Linked DNA regions of Homo sapiens: region 1 is linked to region 2. A link is an interaction called in ENCODE POLR2A ChIA-PET data of the cell type or tissue named here. Cell type or tissue: endothelial cell of umbilical vein. All regions are shown on one strand. Each heading gives the region's core, and the rest is flanking DNA. Links, peaks and the distances in the headings are about the cores only.

Region 1 (8,353 bases), core at 1,622-5,621, 780 kb before region 2:
TATTGACTAGACATGGACACAAAGAAGGGAATAACACACACCAGGGCCTACTTGAGGGTGAAGAATGGGAGGAAGGTAAGAATCAAAAAATTACCTGTTGGGGACTATACTTATGTATTAATTTGTTCTCACGCTGCTAATAAAGACATACCCAGGACTGGGTAAATTATAAAGGAAAGAGGTTTAATTGACTCACAGTTCCACATGGCTGAGGAGGACTCACAATCATGGCAGAAAATGAAGGGAAAGCAAGACAGGTCTTACCTGGCAGCAGGCAAGAGAGACCTTGTGCAGGGGAACTCCCATTTAAAAAACCATCAGATCTCGTGGGACATATTCACTACCACTAGAACAGTATGAGGGAAACCACCCCCATGATTCAATTATCTCCACCAGGCCCTGCCCTTGACACGTGGGGATTATTACAATTCAAGGTGAGATTTGAGTGGGGGATACAGCCAAACCATATCAGCTTATTACCTGGGTGAGGTGATAATCTGTACAACAAACCCCCATGACATACAATTTACCTATATAACAAACCTGCACATATATCACTGAACCTAAAATAAAGGTTAAAGAAAAAGAAGTCCACAAAAAAATTTCATTAAAACGAATATAAAATGGTCAAACAAAATTTAACTGAGGTGGGCAGATCATGAGGTCAGGAGATTGAGACCATCCTGGCTAACACGGTGAAACCCCGTCTCTACTAAAAATACAAAAAATTAGCCGGGCATGGTGGCGGGCGCCTGTAGTCCCAGCTACTCGGGAGGCTGAGGCAGGAGAATGGCGTGAACCCGGGAGGCGGAGCTTGCAGTGAGCCGAGACCACACCACTGCACTCCAGCCTGGGCAACAGAGCGAGACTCCGTTTCAAAAAAAAAAGAAAAAAAGTGAAATGTAAATGGTGTAAAATAAAGTGAAATAACTATATATTTGAAAACATGGTTGTAAGAAAACAAATTAGACATTCAAGTATTGAAACATCAATAGGCCAGGTTATGTGCCTTAAGTCTGTAATTCCAGCACTTTGGGAAGCCAAGGCAGGAGATCACTTGAGGTCAGGAGTTTGAGATTAGCCTGGCCAACATAGCAAAAACCAGTCTCTACTAAAAATAAAAAAAATTAGCAGGGCGCAGTGGCGCATGCCTGCAATCCCAGCTACTGGGGTGGCTGAGGCAGGAGAATCACTTGAACCCGGGAGGCAGAGGTTGCAGTAAGCCAAGACTGAGATTATGCCACTGCGCTCCAGCCTGGGCAACAGAGCGAGACTCCATCTCAAAACAAAAACAAATATTAAAACATCCAATTAATAGAGTAAATCTTAGAAGATTTTATATTAAATAAAACTTGCCTTAGTGTGAAACCAAATCTGAAAATTATTTTAAAATAATAAATTCAATTACATACTTCAACTACGTTTTCTACAAAGAAAACCCGAAATTAAAATCAGAGATAATAAAAAACAAGGAAAACTATTTGTGGTTTATGTCATTAAAGAAATAGTTAAATTACTTAGGAAAACCCCTTCAATAAGTAAAAGTATACAAACAACTCAGAAACATAAGCAATGGATGACTAGAGTTCATAGAAAAAAAAAGGGATCATTTCTAAACACAGGAAAATATTATTAATCCCAATCATTAAAAAAAGCAAACTAGAAGCTACATTGAGATACCATATTTTGCCTATGAGATAAGAGAAAAAAGATTTAGCAACACTGTTTTACTGAGCACTTGAGGAAAGAGTCCCTCTTATATTACTGGTGTGAGTGTAATTTTTATAACTCTATGGAAACAAACTTAACACAGTAAAAATTTAATGTGTATACTCTGCCCCCAAAATTCCACTTTGAGAAATGCATACTTCTGATAAACTCATGAATAAGAAAATGAAAGATATCAAGGTAAGTTCATTGAAGCATAATTTTAATGACAAAAGAAGAGCAATAATCTAAATGTCTTTTAATAGGGAATTGGTTAAATAAATAAAGGTGACATTTTTATTGGAAGTCTATGTTGTCTTTAAAAATAGCTGACAGAGAACTACATGTACTCACGGGGGTGATCTCAAAAATGTATTGTTTAGCATCTTCTTTGAAAAGCCAAGTTTAAGACAAGAAATTGTGTGTGTACATGTGTATTCATGCACAAACATAGATATATTTATTTATATACATACATATAGATGCATGGATATATGTATAAATACAATACTTATATCTATAAACTATCCTCTGAACTTTGGGGAAACTGGATAACTAATGGATTCAGGCCTGGACCTAACTGGATGGCTTAAGTCATCTCAAGTCATATCTCCAGCCAATGTTTCCAAGCTTGGATGCTGTTTACATTGTTCAACACCTTCCTGGTTATTTAGCTAACGGAAAAGAGAAGGATGGCTGAGGAACGAATGGCAGGAATGTAAAGATTAGTCCACAATTTCAGTTTGGAATGACTAATACCACAACTTCACTGCGCTCAACAACCCTTGTGTTGACACATGAGTTTGGATCCATTGTGTTTAGTAAAACAGCATGTGCCCAAACTGTAAGTGCTTACTTAGTGAGGAAGGCAAAAGAGTGGCCAATGGTTCTTAAAAATAAAAAATAAGTCGAGAGGAAGGATTTTAGAAAGTACAGGTAAATCTATAAATGCCCAGAATATGAAGCTTAGTAGTATTTAGTCCACACAGGAAGAAACTCAAGTCTTTTCTTGATTTACAAACAACAAAATGAATTCAGAATCTGGTGACAGATATAAAAAGCCTCAACTTAAAAGAAATTTAACAAGTTAAAGTAGTAATCACTGTGGGACAGGAAACATAGTATTTATCTTTGTTGCTTATCTGATGAAAATGCCACAGTCACTTTTGGCTATGACTTGGCTAATAGATCTGAATATTTAAGTGGCTTGTGAGCTTTCTCAAAGTCAAAATCGACATTTCTCTTTTTTTCTAGTTTAACATCTTGTCCTTAAGTCCTTAAGCTGAGCTTCTACTCCATAGCCATGTTCGAAGGTGCTCTGGGCAAGGAGCTGGCCCTTCCAGACCTTTTAATAGAAGGCCTTGACTGGAAGAAGACTGGCAGCAATTCAGCATTTCCACCTTTTATTTTCTGAGGGAGTGTAGATAAGGGAGCTATCAGCCTGGGCAGTAGGCTGCAGCAGCAGATCTGATTGAAGCAGAGATTTCAGTAAATTAAGAATTTGTTATCACTTAGAACAGGCTGTCCTCCTTTCAAGGAATGTGGGCAATGGCACAAGTTGATTGAAAGGCCTTCTTGTTCCAATAATACTGAATATTTATATTTCTGAGCTGAAAAGACAACCTAAAGATAAGACATGAAGAGTCTTGCATTAGATCCAGCTACATGCCAAGTGGGCAGAGTAAATGATCATCTATCTCTGTAGTAGTATAGGCTCTATACTACAGTGATGTCAAGAGCTTGAGAACGCCCCAGGCCCCCCACAGGCCAGCAAATACCTAAAAATGCGCTTTTAGGGATCTTTTTCCAGTAAATAAAAGCTGTGAAGTATAGATTCCCTTCCCCACAATTGGAATAGTCTTTAAATTATTCACAGACAATTTCTTATTAGAGTATATTTCAGATTTTTCCTGAGAATAGACTTTTAAAAGTTTAGGGCTCTTTTAAAAATATTTGTGATTGTTCTTGTTACCCATCAAAGCCCTTATCATACATCACTGTAAAGTGCATGTTTACCTATTTGTTTATCATATTAGACTATCAGCTCTGCAAAGGCATGGACCTTGTTTGTCTTCGAAACAGGTTTATCTCAGGGCCTAGCACATTGCCTGGCACTTAATAAAATCTCAGTATTTCTTGTGTAGAACTGAATTTCATTAGACTGAATTGTGTAAGAGGTTGTTTCTTGGAGATAATTTTTTTCTTCCTTTAGTGAAGGAAAAAAACAGAGCATCATTAGGAAAGACAAGCTTCATCTACTGAAAATCATTAAAAGCTTGACTGACTTTGACCTTACTTAATGATCCATCTAGTTTTCAAATAAGGTAATAGATTCAGTGACTTTTCCAAAGCCACACCAATACTAACTGGCAGAACAAGAATGAGGAGCCAAATCTTCAGACCGATAGTCAGACATTTATTCCACACAGTTGATCCTTCTATTTTAAGGTATTGCAGTTGGAAGAATGTGGAAGCACTGCGGAAGCACTTGTCAGGGAGGGTATTCAGTATCAGACACTGGCACACACCCAGTGTGATCAACATAGGCTTGTTCATCATCTACTTTTATGAAAGTTTTACCAACAAATGCTTTCTAAACTGTAGCAGTCCTTCGTCACTTGAACAATGGTTCTATTGGCTGAAAAGAAGGTTGCTGGGTTTTCCTATCTGAGAACTGGTGTCTGAAACAGTAAGAAACCTTTCTTGGGGAGTATTCTTAGAGGATTATGACATCTCTGAAACTGTTTAGGTGGCAGGTCTCTTATTTCCTGACTTTCTTCTCTAGCTTTCTGTCTCCTTGGTGTTGTTGAAATCGACCTGGCATGGTGGGTAGACATCTGTTAATAATCTCATTAACATGGGTCAATTTTGCTTAATTTACTACCTTTAACTTAACAGAAATGTACTTATTAGTGGCATACCCTCTTCTCTATAAAGAAGAATGTTGAATTCATAAATAAATAAATTGGCAGGACAGCTTCTGCAAAGTTTTAAATTCTAGTAAGCAAGCAATGTGCTATCAACCATAGCAAATTGTCATTACTGAATGACGGATAAGAACGGCTCAAAAATATAAACTAGGTTTTAAAAATCCTGTTTGTTAAAAGCAAACATCTCTGCAAATCAAAAGGTAAAACTGTACATATGCCTTGCTAAAGTTGTTTCTCACAGGAGTGCAGGTTAACAATTCTGATTCTGCTACACACATATACTGGAAGTAAACATTTAAGTAAATGGATAGCAGATGGTAGAAGCTGCATTTCTTACTGTAGAAGTGACAGTTTACAGATGGGCAGCAGCAGGAGGCTAAAATAATCCACTAGGAGTGAATTAGAGTTGGAGATATCAGTATGAACTCATGTTTAGCTTAATATAGATACATATGGCTACATATAGAAAAGTTTGTAGATATGTGTATATACATGGTTTAGGATACTCACATACATTTCCTTGTTCTGTAAGCTGAGAGTGCCTAAATAAAACAACTCCCCAGTAGGAGCAAGTACACCTAGCACCTGGTTCTTAATTTCTATAATAATACCATTATCCAATAAAAACAAAAAACAAAAACACAAGACCCCTTAGAGAAATGTCTGAAATGACTGATTCTAGGACTGGGAGATGAAATATACAGATAATCCTGGAAGATTCTGTGGTACAAGAAGGAGGTGTTTAAACAGCAACAACAACACACACACACACACACAAAACAACTACAATAAACCCCATAAAACAACCTATATTGATGGGAGTGTGGCAAAGGGGCACAAACATCAATTGAAGGAGTTTACAATGGCCAAAACTGGAACTATTTGAGCAACAAAATGCATGAAATAGCATTGAATTCTAAACTCAAATATAAAATAAGTGATCTATATTAATTCATTATCTATATTGATATAAATATATGATTGAATGGTGAAGAGAAAAATCTCCCATTCAGAAGAATTCAAAATAAATTATGTAGATGCTGCACTCTAAAAGAGGGACATTATAACTTCCCACTATACAGAATGGCTTTGTTACAAAGATTGCCATGAGGAAGGAGGAAAATGAGGAACTTTATGGTGAAGAAACACTAGAAACACTACCTTAGCCAGGTTATCAAAGTCAAGATCATGTTGATAGCATAAACCCTTGATATGTGATGAAAATGGCACTTTATCTCTGTGATCTTTGTTCTAAAAACATATAACCCATCCATCAGACAAATTTCCATAAAGGAACATCCTGCAAAATTCCTGACCCGTACTCCTGAAAACCATCAACAATAGCAAAATCAAGGAAAGTAAAGAACTCTTCAGCCAATAGGAACCTAAAGAAATATGGAGATTAAATGTAGTGCTTAATTCAGGCCATCCAGAATAAGATCCTGGAAGAGCAAAAGGACGTTAGGTAACAACTAAGAAAATCGAATGAAGTATAGATTTAGTTAATAATCATGTACTCATATTGGTTCATTAATTGTAACTAATGTACCATACCAATGCAAGATGTTAATAATATAGAAAACTGGGTGTGTAATAAGTGGAAGTATATGGGAACACTATTGTCTCAATGTTTCTGTAAATTTAAAACTATTCTTTAAAAAGTTTATTTTAAAAAGCAAATATAGCCTTTGTTTCCATTTAATGTGAGCATGTTTTTTGCTGGCATTTATTCTTTGTTTCTCAAGTCTTCTCATTTTGTTTATTAATTAAGATTTAACCTATTGTTGTTGCCTTCAAGTATTTAAAAGTCTATCACGTGAAAGGGGAAGTAAACATTTTCTGCTTTAGAGGGCAGCACCAGGACCATATAAAAACCAACAACAAGGGAGATACCAGCTCCCTAATATGGAAGCCTTTTCTAACTCCAACAATGGAAAAGGTTGACTCATAGAGTAGTTGAACTTTCTGTGCATTCGGGCAGAGACTGACTGACACCATCCATCAAGTATGCTTTAATGGAGATTTTTTTTCACTGGGTGGCCAGTTGGAGTGGAAAACCTCAAGGATTCTTCCAACTCTTTTCTAAATATCTGTGGACAAGTTGCCCAATTCTCTGTGTAGTTAAAGTTCAGACAATTTATTCCAGTGTGAATCCGTACTCACAGCCAAGACTTTCAGCAGAGAATGTCTGTCTATTGACCACAATTCTAAGTTTAGCTGATTGCCCAAAACCTACCAGCTGCACTAGTCATCCAGTAAAAGGAAAAGTAAATTAACCTACTAAGCTATGCCTTTTTGAGCCATGCCATTTGATAGGTGGTATGTTCCCTCCTTGAAGTCTTAAGGAGTCATATGATCCGATTCAGGGCTTTAGCAATGTTATGTTTATCTTACGACACACTTCTAGAGCCTTGCAAATCTAATGCCACAATCCCACAGCTTGGCTCAACCACTCCATAGTTAGGATGGCAGTGATTACTGGTGAAGTGAGAGACTGCAAATCAGAGTGATTGAGGTTAGACGGTGGGTGCATGTGTGGAAAGAAAGTTTTATATTTCAATCTCATTTTATGAGCCTGGCTTTCCCTGTTAAAGATAGAAGCTGGGAAAATCTACTGGTGCAAGGGTAAAGCAATACCTTTTTGGTGTCACAGTTTCCTTTACAAAGGGAACTCATACATATGGGCCTCTTCCCAGACAAAATAATAAAATCTCTTGGTTTTTCCCACACCACCCTCCCTGTCATAAAAGGGAACATGAAAATGTTTTCTTGATCAACCGGTGTTTATCGAATGTTTTTGGTTCACAACACACCTAGAATATTATTGTCTTTCTGCATACACACTGGAGTGAACAGAAAAGGTGCTGGAAAACAAGAACTTTGCTGATTTTTAGCTAACCTGACTGCAACCTATTACAGATGAAAGACTAATATCTCAGCCTGTGTGGCAGGAAGATCATTTCTTTAATAAACCAAAATTATTATTTTTATTATAAAAATATTTATATTCAGCTCATGAGCTTGAACCTTATAAAATGGCCATTTATAGTCAGTTAACGGTAACTTCTTATGGTTCATCATAATAGAAAATATGAATTTCTAGAAAAGTATGAAGAAAAAAGTAAAAAAAAAGTCTCATCTCTATAGCTAAGGGATCAGATATTTTACATTTTGCTGTATGGTACGTCAATACTTTGAGTTTCCCCTACTCTTACATACATACATGTACTTTACATTATTTAAATCATGTCACAATGCATAATTTTTGTGACCTGTTTCTTTCCATTAATATTTAATAAGTACCATTTCCCATGTCATTCATTATTCTATAGTATGATTCTCAGTGACTCTGTCATATCCAGTCACATGGATAAGCAAATTAATTTAATTTAAGCAACTTTCTATGATCAAATATATGCCAATATTTAAACTTATGCTGCTATAAGCATACTTATAAGGGAAACTTTTACATACATCTCCGATTATGCTTAAGGTATTTCTGGATCAAAGTACGTGCACATGTTCAGACTTTTTTTTTTTTTTTTTTTTTTTTTTTTTTGAGGCTAGATCTCACTCTGTTACCTGGGCTGGAATGCAGTGGTGCGATTAAAGCTTACTGCAGCCTCAACTGGACAGGCTCAAGTGATCCTCTTGCCTCAGCCTCCTGAGTAGCTGGGACCACAGGCACATACCACCATGCCTGGGTAATTTTTTTT
Region 2 (8,353 bases), core at 1,812-5,811:
GACTGGCTAATTTTTGTATTTTTAGTAGAGACGCAGGGTTTCACCACATTGGCCAGGCTGGTCTGGAGCTTCTAGTCTCCAGTGATCCACCCGCCTCAGCCTCCCAAAGTGCTGGGATTACAGGCGTGAGCCATTGCCTATACCTGGCCTAAAATTTTCATATTTTAAAATTATTTTCATAATCATTTATTTAAAACAAATCTAAGGTATTAGAATCTGTTCTTACTGAACCCAAACACCAATTCAAAAAATAAAGCTTCTTTGCACTTAAAGTTTTTGCATTAAAATATAAAATGATAGTTGAATGTTAACATCTCATAGTTGGTTTTTATTATTCAGAAGATAATGATTATTTTGAGGAGGGAGTGGGGGAAACTGGTAAGTTTCCATTCTTCCGAAAACACTTTCTGAGTCACGAAAGTTTCCTTTCGAAAAACTCTCTTCCTGTTTTGAGAGAATGTGGAAAAATAGGAACGCTTTTACACTGTTGGTGGGAGTGTAAATTAGTTCAACCATTGTGGAAGGCAGTGTGGTGATTCCTGAAGGATATAGAACCGGAAATACCATTTGACCCAGCAATCCCATTACTGCGTATATAGCCAAAGAATTATAAATCATTCTACTATAAACACACATCCACATGTATGTTTATTGCAGCACTGTTCACAATAGCAAAGACTTGGAACCAACCCAAAGGCCCATCAGTGATCGACTGGATTAAGAAAATGTGGCACACATACACCATGGAATACTATTCAGCCATAAAAAAGGACGAGTTCATGTCCTTTGTAAGGACATGGATGAAGCTGGAAACCATCATTCTCAGCAAACTAACGCAAGAACAGAAAACTCAACATTGCATGTTTTCACTCATAAGTGGGAGTTGAGCAGTGAGAACACATGGACATAGGGAAGGGACCACCACACAATGGGGCCTGTCAGGGGGTGGGGGGCTAGGGGAGGGACGCATTAGGAGAAATACCTAATGTAGATGATGGGTTGATGCGTGCAAACTACCATGGCACGTTTATACCAGCGTAACATACCTTCACGTTCTGCACATGTATCTGAGAACTTAAAGCATAATAAAAAGAAAAAAAACCCCTCTCTTCCTGTTTTGAAAGCTGTAATTATGGAGCATCTTAACATAAAGGACTTCATCTTTAAGGATGTTTCCTACTTGCTAGGGAATTATTTCTATGAACCTCGTACAGACTACTCACCTGGACAACTAGGACAGTTTCTCTCTTAGGCTTCAGTTTTGTGATTGTTTTCTTCTAACTTTTTGTTTTCTTCCATATTACCGAGGTCCTTGTTTACATGTTTTGATGCAGTCCTGTAAGAGAATTAAATAAACTTCATCATATTGACACATACATGTTCAACTTTTATATTTAATTTTAAGATTTGAATTAATGTGTCTTTGAAAAGCAAATGTTTTACAGCAAACCGCTAGGCAAAAATTTCCATATCTGTGAGCCTTGACTGATAATGGAGCACATTGTACTGAAATTAGCTTGGTGATGGGGTTCCAGTAAATGTATGCTAAGAGAAAAAAAAATCAATTATTTTGAAAACAGACTATACAACACTTTGTGCATCATGTTTTTAGCTAGGTTATTTTTCTCTCCACTTTCTGGGAAGTAACTCATTTGATAGTGTAAATTTTTGTTCTAAGCGAATTTTCTCCAAAAAAATTTTCTTAAGGACATTTCATGAAGGCGCGTTCCCTTCTGGTGTTCCCTATCATGTATCCCAGTTGAGCTAACACCCTATGTCTATCTTTATGAATATTCTGTTTTACTGAATACAACAACAACCAGATTATTGAGACCAAGTTTATGATAGAACATCGACAACAGAAGCTATAGCAACTTTAACGTGGCTGGTTCTCAAATTATGGTCCCCAGACCAGCAGTATCAGCATCCCCTGTGAACTTGCAAGAAATGCAAATTCTCGGGCCCTATACCAGAACTACAGAAACAGAAACAGAAACTGTGGGGATGGGACCTGCGATCTCTGCTAAACAACTCCTCAGGTGATTCCACTGCCTGCCACAGTTTGAAAACCAATGCCTTAGCGGCTACTTTGATTACCCATGCCTAGGCTCTTATTCTTTAAGACATTAAATCAGATTTTCTTAATTACACAATTAAGGGTTTGTGGCTAACTAGGAGAAAGCAGAACAAATGGTAGCTGTATGTCCAAGAGTGCACCCCTTCCACCTTCCCTCCCTCCCTTCCTTCCTTTCCTCCCAGCATCCAGAATAAGAGACAATTGCAGACCATTATATGACCTTGCAGTCTACTTCCTGCCCAAAGGCTACTACAACCTGAATTCTCACATAATAGTTTTACCTGCTATTGTAATTTGTACATAAATGGAATCATCTCAGATTTATTCATTTGTGTTTGCCTTTTATTTAAACTCAACCTTAAGTTTGTGACATTCATGTATAATGGTGCATATGATTATAGATTGTTCATTCTCATTGGTCTATAGGATGTCATAGGGTGAATAAACCACAATGTATTTATTTATTTTACCGGTGATTGCTATTCTTGCTCTTTCATTCTTCTGGAATTTCAATTCTATACATAGCTTAGACATGTGTGTGTCCACATGTTTCTTATGCTCTTGTTGGTCTTGGCTGTTCTTTTTCCTCTCTGTGCTTCAGTCTGTGTGTCTTCTATCGATGTGTATTCCAATTTCCTTTTCCTGTGCTCTGCTGTGGCCCATCTGTGTTAAATTCATCCACTGAAAACACAGTGTTTAATATTATGTCTTTCAGTTCCCAAATGTCAATTTGATCCTTTAAAATCAAATTGACATTTTGGAACTGAAAGATATAATTCTTTTTCTCTTTTCAATTATTGCATTTGAATTCTCTACTCCTTTTATCTCTTTTGAGTATCTTTTCTTACACATTTTCTTATATATTTATAGTTATTTTCATTGCCTTATCTATTAACTACAATATTCAAATAATTCAGTTATTGTTTGCTTATCTTACCTACTTTTTCTCTAGATTATTGATTGTATTTTCTTGACTCTTTGAATATCTTGTCCTTTTAAATTTTGCTGACCCTATGAACAAAAGAACTGTAGAGACCCTACAGAATGTTATTTTCTATCAGCTATGGCTCCCCCTTTCCTTTGTTAGGCTAAGGGGCTGATTACACAATTCTATCAGGTTATTGACTTTTGTTGGAGCCCCACTGCAATTTTAGTAAAATTTGGTCTACCTTTGGCTTGCTCCTATTCCTAAGGCATGGTTCTTTCAGGCTTCTAATTGACATCCTAGAAAGTATCCCTTTCTTTAGCTCAAAAAATGCAAAGAAATCCAGCTTTTCCCTTCAAGCTCTTAGCTCATTTCTCCATCCATCTGCCCCAAGGAAACACTGAGATGTGAGACATCTCTTTAGTTTCCTTGACTTGACCACAAACTCTTTGAGAATAATAGCCATGTTTTATTTATATTTTATCCATAGCACATAATACAGTGACTAGAACATGGTAGGCATCCAAAAGATCATTATTCTACTAAGTTGAACTGACATGATCCTTTATGTCTATTTCCTTCCACTGTTCCTTAATATATTAGTGTTCACCAATATGAAGTCCATACATACCCAGCTGCTTTTTTTTATAAGCAAGTTGACAAAATACTACATTGAAATGACAGAACTTGAGTGATTCTTAATCCAACCTTTCCAGATAGTTCTGCACAAAATTATATTCATAAACAGGTCTTTGATTATTCTAATAGCTACTAACTATATATCCTAATAACTATAATTTCTATAAATCAGTAAGATATTGTGGCAATTTAAAAAAGCCACATAATCCCCAAAATCTCTTCTCTCCTCTCTTTTTTCTTCCCCTTGTCTTCTCTCAGTCCTCTAATTTTTTTCTCCATTCCATTCCTCCTTTCTTTTTCTTTCTACTTCTCCTTTTGCTTTCTCTTTTTGTCTGTTTTCTTTTAAACTCACTTCATTAACTGCCACTCCTTTCATCTAAAGTAAGAATCATAACTTGTTTGGAGCAACTAGAGAGTGATACATAAAGAAGTCAACATTCAGTTGGTAAATCCTAAAAAATAAAATTAAAAAAAAAACAACAATGTAATACATCAGGACAGTGACTACTATAATATAAATTGCAATTTTAAGTTTTTTAATCTGCCTTGACCTGTATGGTAAGAATAAAGCCATATTCTCATTGAGTGTGCAAATGATTTCACAACCTTAAAATAAAGCATGGACTACAAGGAGTTCTGTTTTGAGTAACACTGAAAAAAAAACAAAACACCAAGTGTACTTTGTTAACTCTTATATTTATAACAATTATAAACCCTCAGAAAAGTACAGAATGAAGTATGTGAATGTATTTGAGAGTGACAAAAATAAAGTAGAAATTGAAAGAAAATTTTACATGGCTTTTCCTCTGAGGGCACTTCTCAGCTTGGGAGGCATGGTCTAAGTAGACCAAAAGCTGGAAATCAAGGAAGAAAAATCTTAGAAAGGAGACAGCCACAGGGTGGCAAGAATTCCAAATTTGCGTATACACTATGATAAGCTCCTTGGATGACCCCCTGAATAGCATATGTGGGAGAAATTTCAAAGAGCTTAGTGGAAAGCAATACCAGAAGGCTTAGAAGCCTGATAGATTTTTAGGTACTACCCACACAGTTTGGAGTTGAACTTCACCAAGCCAGAAGTGCTTAGCAAACACATCAGTCTTGGTACTGAAACCCCAGAAAAAACAAGAAAGACTATGTGTCAGAACTAGACACAGGCTGGGCTCAGTGGCTCACACCTGTAATCCCAACACTTTGGGAGGCAAAGGTGGGTGGATCACTTGAGGTCAGGAGTTCGAGACCAGCCTGGCCAACATGGTAAAACCCCTACTAAAAGTTTTTTGTCTAAAATTTTTGTCCCTACTAAAAATACAAAAATTAGCTGGGCATGGTAGCGTGTGCCTGTAATCCCAGCTACTTGGGAGGCTGAAGCAGGAGAATCGCTTGAACCCAGGAGGCAGAGGTTGCAGTGAGCCGAGATATTGTACCATTGCACTCCAGCCTAGGTGACAGAGCAAGACTCCATCTCAAAAAAAAAAAAAAATAAAATAAAATAAAATAATAAAAAAAATAAAATAAAAGAACTAGACATTCATCCTAAGACAGACATGGAATACAAACCGTAAAATTAACCATCACAAGCGCAAGGTGACAGTAGAGTAATTAGCCAGTAATCTAATTGTCTGCTAGGAAAAGCAACTCATATCCTTTAGAAAAATATAACAGAAATTATAATCTAAAACATATCACCCACAAAATCCATTATATAGTAAAAAAGTTACAATACATACACTGAATAGAAAAATGTAACACAAAGTCCAGGGAATGTCCTTAGGTGATGCAGATTTACAGATTTTGGAATCAGCAGGCAAGAATTTTAAGTCAATTATATAATACTCACTTAATGGCTTAAAGGAAAATTTGGTAACAATGAGAGAGCAGATGGAAATATCAGCAGCAAAAAATGTGAACAAAAATAATTCTATGACTGAAAACTAGAATATTGATATTGAACAATTCACTAAATGCTCTTAACATCAGATTAGAGGTGGCACAAGAAAGCATTAGTGAACCTAGGAACAAAATTGTAAGTCACAGATTCTGGAAAACAGAGAGAAAGAAAACAGTAAAAAAGTGAGGAGATGGTGGAGTCCAGGGCAGTGGAAAAAAAAAAAGTGAGCAGATCTTCAGTGGCCTGTGAGATGATAGTGAGCAGGCTAACATATGCTGACATACATGTATTTGAAGTCAAACAGAAGAGAAAGAGAATGAGGCAAAACTATATTTAAAGAAACAATGAGAAAATTTCCCAGGTTTGATGAAGCCCATTAACTTGAAGATCCAAAATGCTCAGAAGTCCGGAAGGAGGAAATGCAAAAGGAAAAACACACTCAAGTTAATCATAGACATACTAACCAAAAGCAAATATAAAAAGAAATGTTTGAAAGTGCCACAGAAAATTTGTTCAGGAGAACAATAACATAAATAACAGGTGATGTCTCATCAGAAAAAAAGTGCACACCAGAGATAATTAAACATCTTTAAAATGCTGAAAGGAAAAGTTTTAAACCCAAAATTTTATATCAGTGAAAAGATCCTTCACTTAAAGGCAAAAGAAAGACATATTAAATTAAATGAAAAGAAAGTAGAAAAAAGTATCACCAGCAGACCTTTCCTAAAGGAAGCATTAAAGGAAGTTCTTCGAAGGGAAGTAACACCAGATGGGAATTCAGATACGTAAGAAAGAATAAAAAAATACAGATTGTAGATATGTAAAATATTTTAAAAGACAACTAACAGTTTAATATATATGCTTTATATGCATATATATGTAAAACACAGTTGATCTTTATAATATATGCAGATAAAACAGATGTGACAATAATAGCAACAAAGATAGAGGAAGTTAAATGGGATTATGCTTCAAAAATCTTAGATTTTTAACATGAGTAGATTGTTTTGAGTTCTTATTGTAATCCTTATAGCAACCACAGTAAACGAACACAAAGAGGTATAGTTAAAAGGCCAGTAGAGGTATTAAAATGTAATACTAAAACTTAATTAAGTAATTCAAAAGAAGGCAGGATGGAAGGACAGAAGATTCCTAGAAAACAGATAGGGAGGTGGTCTTACATATAATTGATAATTATCAGAGATAATGAGAGATATTTTGTAATTACAAAGGTTTCATATATAAGGAAGTTATAACAATTGTAAGTATATGCACCTAATAAAAGTATAAAGTAAAAACTGACAGAACTGAAGGGAGAAATAAATAAATGTACAATCTTTATTGAATGATTCGATATCACTTTCTCAATAATTGGTAAGACAATTGTACCAACATTTAATATGTATGATCCTGATGAAGTAAATAGTACAGTTGTCCCTTGGTATCAGCAGTGGACTGGTTCCAGGACCTCTCTTGAATACCAAAATCCACATATGTTCCAGTTGCTTCACTGGGCTAGCTCTCTTGCCATAAACATGTATTTTTAAGAAAAAGAATAAAAGAACAAGTATTTTCTGTCATTGGACAACAGGTAGCAAAGTACTCTGATCTGTGTGATTTCTAAGGGAAAAGCCACTAGTTGCACTTGATGACAATCCAGGCTTTGTGCCTGGAAGTATTTTCTGGTGGTGCCAAAAATAAGGACCCAAGCAGAAAAGAGTTTTCACTGAGTTGAGAAGGCAGAAATCATACTTGGCTGGAAGGAGATGATGAAAATTGCAGGAAAGAGGTAGAGTTATGCAAAGAAAAGCGCATGAGAAATTTACATAAGCATTCCTTTGATTCCTTCTTCAAGTACTAATTTGGATACATCCATCATAATCTAGTTTAAAACCAAGCTCCAAAAAAAGTTAAGCTGATCCATAAGTAACTTGGCTACCTGTCAAACAAAATTCAAAACAATATAACATCCAAATTTCCAACATCCAAACAAAAATTACTAAACATGCAAAGAAATAGAGCAATGTGACCTATAATTGGGAGAAAAAATGAATTAATAAAACCCTACAAATAATTAAATTAGTAGGCAAGGATTGTAAAATAGGAATTACAGAAGTTTATAAGAATTTAGAGGAAAACATTAGTATAATAATAATAGAAAGAGAAGACTGAAAATAAAGTTGAATATTTAGGACTGAGAAACACAGATCAGAAATGATAATTTCATGTATGGGGTTACTGGAAGATCAGATATTGCAACTGAAATAAAATCAGTGACAATTAAGTTATAGACATAGAAATTATGCAACATGAATCTTTTCAAAACAGTAAAGGCAATAAAAATTGAGACAGGATCTGTGGGACAATTTCAAGCAGTCTAATATATGTATACCAGGAGTCTTATGAAGAAAGGAGGGTAAACATATATGTAAAAAAATTGCTGAAATTTTTTCCAAATTTTCAAAAGCAGTGAAAAATAATATCCAATTACTTCTTTTTTCTCCAGAGATGGGGTCTTGCTCTGTTGCCCAGGCTGGAGTTCAGTGGTACAATTATAGCTCATTGCAGCCTTGGACTCCTGGACTCAAGCGATCATCCCACCTTAGCCTCTGTTTTTTTTTCTTTCCAGACAGAGTCTTGCTCTGTTGCCCGGGCTGGAGTGCAGTGGTGTAATCTTGGCTCACTGCAACCTCTGTCTCCCAGGTTCTCAGCCTCCTGCATAGCTGGGATCACAAGCGTGTGGCACTATGCCTGGCTAATTTTTGTATTTTTAGTAGGGACAGGGTTTTGCCACGTTGGCCAGGCTGATTTCAAACTCCTG

The links. Peaks named below come from ENCODE experiments on the same cell type or tissue, not always from the same donor. Only the 100,000 strongest peaks of a DNase experiment are listed, where the experiment ranks them.
Region 1: POLR2A ChIA-PET joins it to region 2 with 5 read pairs; 2 of 35 experiments call an interaction of 5 or more read pairs at or near these places.

The regions. Positions count from the first base shown.
Region 1 is chr3:106,344,180-106,352,532 of GRCh38, reverse strand. No RefSeq gene overlaps it. Among named protein-coding and RNA genes, the nearest start is that of CBLB, 480 kb to the right of the region's middle. In endothelial cell of umbilical vein, for the core only: no CTCF peak of the experiment used is centred there; a DNase peak (open chromatin) is centred at 3,122.
Region 2 is chr3:105,564,835-105,573,187 of GRCh38, reverse strand. ALCAM (activated leukocyte cell adhesion molecule) reads right to left here. Exons shown (of 16, transcript NM_001627.4): 15 at 1,224-1,336. The coding sequence ends at 1,249. Among named protein-coding and RNA genes, the nearest start is that of ALCAM, 200 kb to the right of the region's middle. In endothelial cell of umbilical vein, for the core only: no CTCF peak of the experiment used is centred there; no DNase peak of the experiment used is centred there.